2 separate regions of the Homo sapiens genome follow, and region 2 is linked to region 1. Evidence: read pairs that join two places in POLR2A ChIA-PET (ENCODE). Cell type or tissue: B cell. All regions are shown on one strand. Links, peaks and the distances in the headings refer to the core of each region. The heading gives the core; the rest is flanking DNA.

Evidence for each region. ChIA-PET counts read pairs that join two places held together with the same protein. Peaks named below come from ENCODE experiments on the same cell type or tissue, not always from the same donor. Only the 100,000 strongest peaks of a DNase experiment are listed, where the experiment ranks them.
Region 2: POLR2A ChIA-PET joins it to region 1 with 11 read pairs; 1 of 35 experiments calls an interaction of 5 or more read pairs at or near these places.

What each region holds. Positions count from the first base shown.
Region 1 is chr2:17,802,361-17,806,759 of GRCh38, forward strand. No RefSeq gene overlaps it. Among named protein-coding and RNA genes, the nearest start is that of MSGN1, 12 kb to the right of the region's middle. In B cell, for the core only: no CTCF peak of the experiment used is centred there; DNase peaks (open chromatin) are centred at 2,201, 3,001 and 3,832; H3K4me3 peaks cover 1,398 bases; H3K27ac peaks cover 2,672 bases.
Region 2 is chr2:16,958,711-16,963,109 of GRCh38, forward strand. No RefSeq gene overlaps it. Among named protein-coding and RNA genes, the nearest start is that of LINC01866, 5.8 kb to the right of the region's middle. In B cell, for the core only: no CTCF peak of the experiment used is centred there; a DNase peak (open chromatin) is centred at 2,041; H3K4me3 peaks cover 1,103 bases; H3K27ac peaks cover 1,420 bases.

The sequences.
Region 1 (4,399 bases), core at 123-4,122:
GAACCGTCTTTTTAAAAATATGCTTTCCCTCTCCCCAGGTGATTCTTGATAGCAGGGAAGTGTGGGAATGCTGTGAATGTGAACTCTATGATTCCCTACAGCGAGAGGCTTATCCGTGGGCTTCATACCTGCTGGAGATGGAGGGTAACCACTCAGTCCACAAGGGGCTGAGCATAGTTCTTCAACTGCTCAGTAGCTACACTTCTGGGATGGAAAAGACTGGAACTTTTTTTCATGAAACAACATTTCCTCTCTTTCATCTTTCTTGTTGTCCTCCTCTGAGTCTCTTCTCCACTTCTTTCTACTCTTTGCAAATGAAACACGGAACTCCAACAAGGTCTCAGCAAACCTTATATCCTACCTGTCAATGTCCCAGTCATCTTTACAGGAGCACTTCCACCTGAAGCTCCTCCCTCCCTCCCTTCCTTCCTGCCTGCTTTTTTTTTTTTTTTAAATATTTAAATAAGTGTACTACCCATATGCTTTGATTCAACTTGAGAGCGCCTGTGATTCCTGAATCTTTTTCATTTGCACATGGACCTAATCAGGCCAGCCTTGACCATTCACTGGTTTTGAAATTCTAATTTTTAAATCAGTAATCTTTTTTAATTTAGAAAATACTGACAACTGTCAAGACGATAGCAACAATTGAGTACTGACAATGTCTGAGGGCAGTAGTATGACATTTCTTTATGTATATTGATCTTTACAACAATCTTGTAAAGTAGCTGTTGTTATTATCCCTTTATTTCAAGTAGAGGAACTGAGACATTAAGAAATGAAGTTACCTGCTTATAATCACTTAGTTAAGTAAGCAGAGAAGTCAAGGTTGGAGCCTAGGAACTCTGGCTCCTAACCACTAGAAGAAAGTAAGATGAATGAAGAAAAAAATACTCTCAATTCCTGTTACCAGAAGTAACCACTCTTAACACTTAGTCATATTTCTATGAGAAAGAATTTTCAATTGGATCAAAGTATTAATTTTATATGTCCTACTTAAAAGCCTTAATATTAAATTAAGCTTTGTATATTAAATGTTATTCATAATGATTTCTTTATCAACTATATAATATTTCATCATATGAATAGGAAATAATGTATGCAATTACCTCTTTGCTATTAGATATTTGTTTCTAATTTTTTACTGTAAGACTATGGCGAATATTTTTTATCCTAAATATTTGACTGTAACTTTGTTTAGTTGTATAAAGTCCTTGTGTCAAAAGTACTTTTGAATCTAAGATGAATTTTGGACTTTAAGTTACTTTAAAAATTGAACCAACTGACTCTCCCACAAGCAATGTGTGGGAAGGACCACTTCCTCATCCTCTTGCCAACTTTGCCAATTTGGGAGGTGAAAAACGGCCTTGCCTTGTCATTTCCATTTACATGTCTTTGATTACTACCGAGGTGAACATTTTCTTCTATGTTTATGAGCCACTTGTATTTCTTTTTCTGTGAGCTGTTTATTTATGCCCTTGTTCATTTTCCCAGTGGCAAGCTTGTATTTTTCTTATCTGTGTGAGTTCTTCATAGCAATAATGTTTTACCTGTCATGTTTGACTATCCCGTATCAAAAAACTGAAAAATATTTCCCCCAATTTCTTCTTTGCCTTATATCTGCTTTTTAGGTGTCAGTTAACTGGCAAGTATGGAAATCTGAATTGAAAACACTCAAAAGCAAAGGCTAAAGTTTGTGAAAATAAGCAGGTTCATTATGCAGACAACCATTTTTAGTATTCACTTTAATAACAGGACTTTTGTCATCACTGAAGAAAAATGAAGAAGTAATGTTGCACTTTTCTTCTTCTCAGGCTGGTAAGAACAGGGGAGAATCCTTGGAGAACAAACTCCGTGCAAATTGCTTTCAACTTTTTGACATGGGTATTAAAATGCCACCCCAAATACCAGTGGTAATAAAGAATCCAACTTAAAAGGGGGAGTAGGTGTAAATGTAACACATGAGATTTCATTTAAATCTTGCTGGCCAGTTGCTGAAGAATCCATGGAGAAGCACTCAAGGCTGCTACCCCTCCCGAGTTGGTGACAGAAAACTTGGCTATTTGGGGATAAATGTTGACATTCTGAGATTGCCGAATCAAGACAAGCTGCTCATATTTCCTTGCAATAAGAATAATCACAGCATCCTGCCCTGATGCTCTCCAGGGAGAATGAGCTTCTGTTCCTCTTTTTATTACCCTCTTCCTCTTCTCTTATGTTTCTTCACCCACACTTTGCAGTCCCCTCTCTGCCACCCTCCTATCTTCTGCATAACTGCCCATTGTGGGTGGACATGGTGACTGCATTTTGTTCCCAAATTAACATATTTAGTAATATTTTCAAAAGAGAAAGAGGTTTATATTCAGGTGCCAGGGACCCCGCAGGGACATGGCTGCCCCCAAATGGATTCTTTTTAGAGTAAACCACGCTGCCTTGGCTTCTGTGCACATTCATTTGGCAAAGAAAATTCACAAGGCATTTGACTGTGGAGCGAGCTGATGAGACAGGGTCCTGAGCCCAGACAGTGGAAGTGCTTGAGAAAGGGAGCATCCCAGGTGTTTGGGAGGGAGAATGCTGCTTTTCCTCATGACCACCTAGTGAAGGGGATGAAGAAAAACAAAACTTCTGGTCAGGCTGGAGAAGTCCACAAGACTCTGTTCTAAAGGATTTCTACAGTTTAGAACTCTTCTGTTTCTCACTTCTCCTGTGAATTAAGTTTAATTATTTTGTTGCCGTTTATTTGTCTGTTGCTTTGTCCTGCCCAAGGGTTAAATACCCAGCCTGTGAAAATCATCTGTTCACACATTGCATGATGCTCTACAATTTATTATTAAATGGATCAAAACCAAAATGTTACTCTTTGGCTTTACAATGAGCCATAAAGTCAAATCACGAGGCCCAACTACTTTTATTATTTCCTTAGCATAATGGCAGTCACATGAAAGTCACAGTCCCAAGAGCCTCACACAGGCTTTGCTGAAACTGTCACAGGCTTGACAGCACAGCAGCTCCAGGCCGCTATCCATGCAGGAGAGCACCACTTTCAGTTCTCTTTGCTAACTCAAGGACACAGGAAAATGTCACATTTCACTTAGTTGTTTTCTTCACACATACACACACACCTATATTCCCTTTGCCCCACAAGAATTATCTATTTTCTGGTGAATGTTAGCTGAGTGCCAAGACTGTGTGGCAGTGTGAAAGGGCCCAGGTTTTTAACTTTTTTTTTTTTTTTTTTTTTTTTGAGACAGAGTCTCACTCTGTTGCCCAGGCAGAGTGCAGTGGCATGATCTCGGCTTACTGCATCCTCCGCCTCCCATGTTAAAGAGATTCTCCTGCCTCGGCCTCCCAAGTAGCTGAGATTACAGGCGCTGGCCACTACACCCTGGCTAATTTTTGCATTTTTAGTAGAGACGGAATTTCACCATCTTGGCCAGGCTGGTCTTGAGCTCCTGACCTTCAGTGGTCCACGCATCTCGGCCTCCCAAAGTGCTGGGATCACAGGCATGAGCCACCACTCCTGGCCCAACTTATGTCTAACTGTACACACACAGGCTCTGTCCCATGACTGGAAGGCCAGGGCTGGGCTGGCCAGTGGAGTTCTGTATGGCTGTGGCTATAAGAAGGTACTATGGAGTGTACAAAAGTCAGGGGAGTGTGTAGAGCTCAGGGTGGGCAGGAGCCCCCACAGCAAAATACAGCTACTGAAATCAGGGTGCACAGAGCCAGCAGGGTCTGAGTGTCTCAGAGACAAGCAGTGAGGGCAGGGATGGGCGAGAGTACTGCAGCTGGCTCTCGGTGTGGCAGCTGCAGAGCCGATGGGTGTGGCTATGGTTTGGAAAGAAGCTGTGTCCCATGACCTTGGGCAAGGTCCTTAGCATCTGAGCTTTGCTTCTTCCCTTGTAAGATGATGATAATGCCTACCTAACTGGACTGTATGGAGGATGACATGAGTGAATGTATGCAAGGCCCTTATTTTTAGCTCCTAGCATAGAGTACGTGCTGTAAGTACTCAAAAAATGGAAAGTGTATTACTGTTATCAATATTAATATACAAAAGGATTTTATTTTTAAAAGAATGTTCTATATAAAGTGTTTAATTCTAGGAAAATATAATTAAATATCACCTTTACCTGCTGCTTGATAATAATAATAATGTGGCCTAAGGCCAGGGAAAGCACTAGAAGTGGTAGGGAATGACAGCTGCCTTCTATTCTGGAACTGCAAACCCAAAGATGTAAAGCAACTACAAACCTCACAATGAGGGGTCCTTCCAAAATCCTCGTTCACCTATCTCCTCTCTCGGAACATAACATCACTCGCTGAAGTCTTGTGATCCTGGGGTCAGACTGCCTAGGTCTAAATTGTGCTCTTCCACTTACAAATCTGGTCACTTGGG
Region 2 (4,399 bases), core at 332-4,331, 840 kb before region 1:
CTTTATTTTTAAACAATGGACTTTTTAACGTAAGAAAGTTTATATAAAATATCATACATATAAGATGTAACAGCAGAGCTCCTCTGGTTAAACAGGCAGTGGAGACCTAGAGACAAATGTTATTCTTTCTCCTTGTACCCATGATGGTTCCCGAAACACCTCCTAGCTATGCTATGCTTTTCTGAACTGAGATTCACAACCACTGGTCTATTCCAATCCTCTCCAATTTACACACGGGCAGATTAAGATGAAGAAAGGGTTAATGGCATGCCCAGGCCTCTTGATTCCAAGGCCAGGGTTCTTTCCACTAACTGCACTGCCAAACCCGTCTTCCTTATCAACTTTATCATACCCATGGTACACTGAGACTCAGCAAACTTGCTCAAGTAAGAGATATCTTGGGAAAACAATAAGTTCCTTTACATATGTATTTTTATCCATGCATTTTCTAAAGTCAGTAGAATCCAAGCCCCCAAATACAGCCACAACGTCATCAAAGTTCATTTTAATGAGCAGTGATATTGTTTTACCTGACACCCCTCTTCAATACATTAGGAAGAGGGTGTCTAAGTTAAGGCTGATGAGGAACAGACCACAGAGTCACCTACATCAACTTCCCATCATTCGAGTTGACGCTGTTAAGATTCTGGTTCCTTCTCGTTTGTTAAGAATGGCTCACCCATCATCTACCCCACTGGTCTGTGTCCACCACGACAAAATATCCTGTAGTGACTATAAAAGCATCCTAGAGTCCTACAGACTCACTTTGAGAAGTTCTGCTTTTATCTTCTAGAACAAAGGCAGCCAAATCTTTTCTCTAAAGATGGTAATTATTTTGGACTTTGCAAGTCATATACAGTCTCTGTTACATAGTACTTTTTTTCTCTCTTTTAGTCAGTTCTGTGGTACAGTTCTTTGGGTGGCCTTGGACAAACCCAGTTTTCCCCACCCACCCTTTCCTGCGTGTAGATTTTAGAATAACTGTGCTGGGATGTAGTATCTTAAGATAAGAACTGCCTGAAGCAGCCTGGGCCTTGCCTTGCTCCTGTCTTTCCTAAGGAATAAAACATTTTTTTTTTTTTTTTTTGAGACGGAGTCTTGCCCTGTCACCCAGGCTGGAGTGTACTGGCGCGATCTCAGCTCACTGCAACCTCCACCTCCTGAGTTCAAGCGATTCTCCTGCCTCAGCTTCCCAAGTGGCTAGGATTACAGGCGTCCGCCACCATGCCCGGCTAATTTTTCTATTTTTAGTAGAGACGGGGTTTCACCATGGTGGCCAGGCTGGTCTCGAACTCCTGACCTTGTGATCCACCTGCCTTGGCCTCTCAAAGGGCTGGGATTACAGGCGTGAGCCACCGCACCTGGCGGAATACATCTTGATTTAAGGAGGAACTGACTGGGATGGCCTATCATTTGTTCCTCCCTACCCTAGAAGCATGATATCCTTTCAAGCTTTGCCCAGTGATTCATATTGCCCCTGAAGTATATAACCCAGGACTGGCTCTCTGTCAGGGTCCTTCAGCTGTGGTGCAAGAGGGGCACATGTAATTGATCCTCCATCCACCCCAGCAGCTTTCTTGAATCTGGTGGAGAAAGGACCAGCTCACAATGGACCTGAGACTCCTTTTATCCCTTGATGCCTATTTGTATATGAACCCACTTCATATAACTTGCTGTGTGTGAATATGTTCTCTCTTGCCAAACTCAGGCTATTGGTCAAACTGTAGCCCAAGATGCACTGGACAGACACGTCTGGACTCCTATTCCTGGCGGTTGGCATAGTGATGATCTTAGCTCTTCTCCATGCAGTGGGATTCCTCCCTCAGGATTGGTAATTAGTGAAACTACTCTGGAAGCTTTGTAAAAATATAAAGAACATTTTTAGCTCAGGGTTGTACAAAACCTGCTACAGGCCAAATTTTCAAAATGGTAAAGTCCTACTTTTTTTTTTTTTTTAACAGTTCTTCTCTCAATTTATCGCTCTCTTCTCACATTTTACTATGAGCAGCAAGAAACCACAAAGCAGCTTGGAAATCCCCTTGCTAAAAACCAGGCTCATCACTTAGAGCTTCTGCTTTCCACATACGTACAGGAGATAATTTCACTAAGCGTTCTTTCACTACCTAATGACAAGGACCCTTCCTCTAGTTTCCAGATGCATGTTCACCACCTCCTCCTAAGACTTCACCAACAGCACCCTCAAAGTTCACATTTCTCCTGACAATCTGTTCAAGGCAATTAAAGCTTTCTCTGTTATACTCTTCAAAATTCCTCCAGTCTCTCCCCACTGTGTAATTCCAAAGCTCCTCCTACATTTTTAGGTTTTCATTACGGTAGCACCCCACTTCCAGTTACCAAAATCTGCATTAGTTGCCTATTTCTGTATAATAAATTGTCATAAATTTAGTGGTTAAAACAACATCCATTAATTATCTTGTTGTTTAGGTGAGTCAAGTGTCTGGGCAAGGCTTGCCTGGGACCTTTGCTCCAATTCTCACAAAGTATCGGCTAGGGCTACTGTCTCTTCTGATATTCTGGGTCTTCATCCCGCCTCACATGTTTGTTGGAAGAATTATTTTTCTTGAACCTGTAGAACTCATTGTGGTTGCTCCTTCAAGACCAGCAGGAGAACTTCCCTTTAGGTTTATCTGACTGCTTTTAACAATTCACCTGATTAGGTTGTGCTCAACTAAGAAAATACCCTTTTTGATTAACACAAAGTCAATTGATTAGAACCTTAATTATATCTGTGAGATCCATTAAGCTTTGTCATATAAGGTAAGCAAATTATGGCAGTTGTGTCACATCATGTTCACACCCACATTCAAAGATTAAGGATTATACAGATGAGTACACCAGGGGGTGGGAGCAGAAATCTCGGGAGACATCTAAGAATTCTGTCTACAATAGCCCAAAAAGATGTTTAAACAAGTTTAAAGGCCCAATACATTTCTCCATTTTATTCTCACATGAATACTTTTTAAAAATATTTTCCTTCATCATGCAAATTATATTGGGCTTAGTGTATGGACTAAATTAAACCTACTTCTCATTGTTGTAAATCATAGCTTTAATACAGAGTTCTAGTCTGGGACTCAGGAAATTTGCCTTTTAATCACATTTCTGTCCTAAGCTGACATGTTGGGTATTCTCAGGGAATGGAACCACATCTCACTGAGTTTCTATTTCTTTTTAATATATTGAATATCTTACTACCAGCTTTTTCTTTTAGCTCCTAGATTCTTTGGTTCAAATATTTCTCTATCTTGAGGTATAATTGTTTGACAGCATATTTCTTAATGAAAAGCAGACTTAGTGAGTGAGGGAGGGTAACAAGAGCCACAGGCCACCAAAGATGAGATAAAAGGGGAAAGGATGAGGGGGCTAGAGTTAATCCCACCCTTTATTGCCCAGAGGAGACAGGCTCTGCTTGGGAGTTTGGATTTGGAATCTCTTCCCAAAAGAGATTTTAAGTGAGCCTCTCAGGAAGCAAGAAGAATGTGTGTACTCCTAGTCCACGTACTTGCCCCTCTAATCCTGTGGCTGAAACAACCTTTTTCTTCACAGCATCTGAACTGAGAGTGTGAATGTTAACTCTGCCATTTTCATGATTAAGTGGTTTTATGGTATGAAAAGTTAATCCAAAAAACTAGGAGCTTAGAAGCTAGAGGTCTTCGTCAGTCAAATTTAAAACCAAATAAGATACCCTTAGCTTCTGTATGTACTAAATTCAATCTTCAATTTTTAAGGGGTAATAAAAATTTTAATCAGCCCACACATCTTTAGGGTTGGAACATTTCCCACAGATATGATAGCAAGTTCTGTGGCTAAAGTTTTCTATCAAAGCTGAGTCTGTCTGATAAATGACGAGTTTGCAGGCCTTTCTCCAAGTGAAGGCAAGTCTCAGTGGAGACAAAGGATGGGGGTTGGTCCCAGAATGGGTGGTTGTGTGACACAGTGTTAATTGAATACAGCTGCTCCAGGTCTGAGATAAAATTGATGGGCCCCTTTGTAGTCTGAAGATGCAGATTCTGAATGAACAACATTAGCTCAGAGTCTATTGAGCTCCTGAAGCTCTGTCCAGACTGATTCCTGTTCATAGACAAAGGGCAAAGAAAGATCCTTAGAGTAGAACAAATAATCTTATGTTGTTACTGACAGACTTCTCCACAGAGAGCTATTTAGGCAATAAAGGGGAGATATATAGAGACTTTGTGTCTAGAGTTACATTGTACTCTATAGAATAGTGGTCAAATACACATGCATGCACATACACACACACAGATACACACATACACATACACATACACACACACACACGTTTAATAGACAAGAACTAATCTGCAGGAAAACTACTGTAATCTCCACTTTACAGATGAGATTAGTGAGGCAGAGAGAA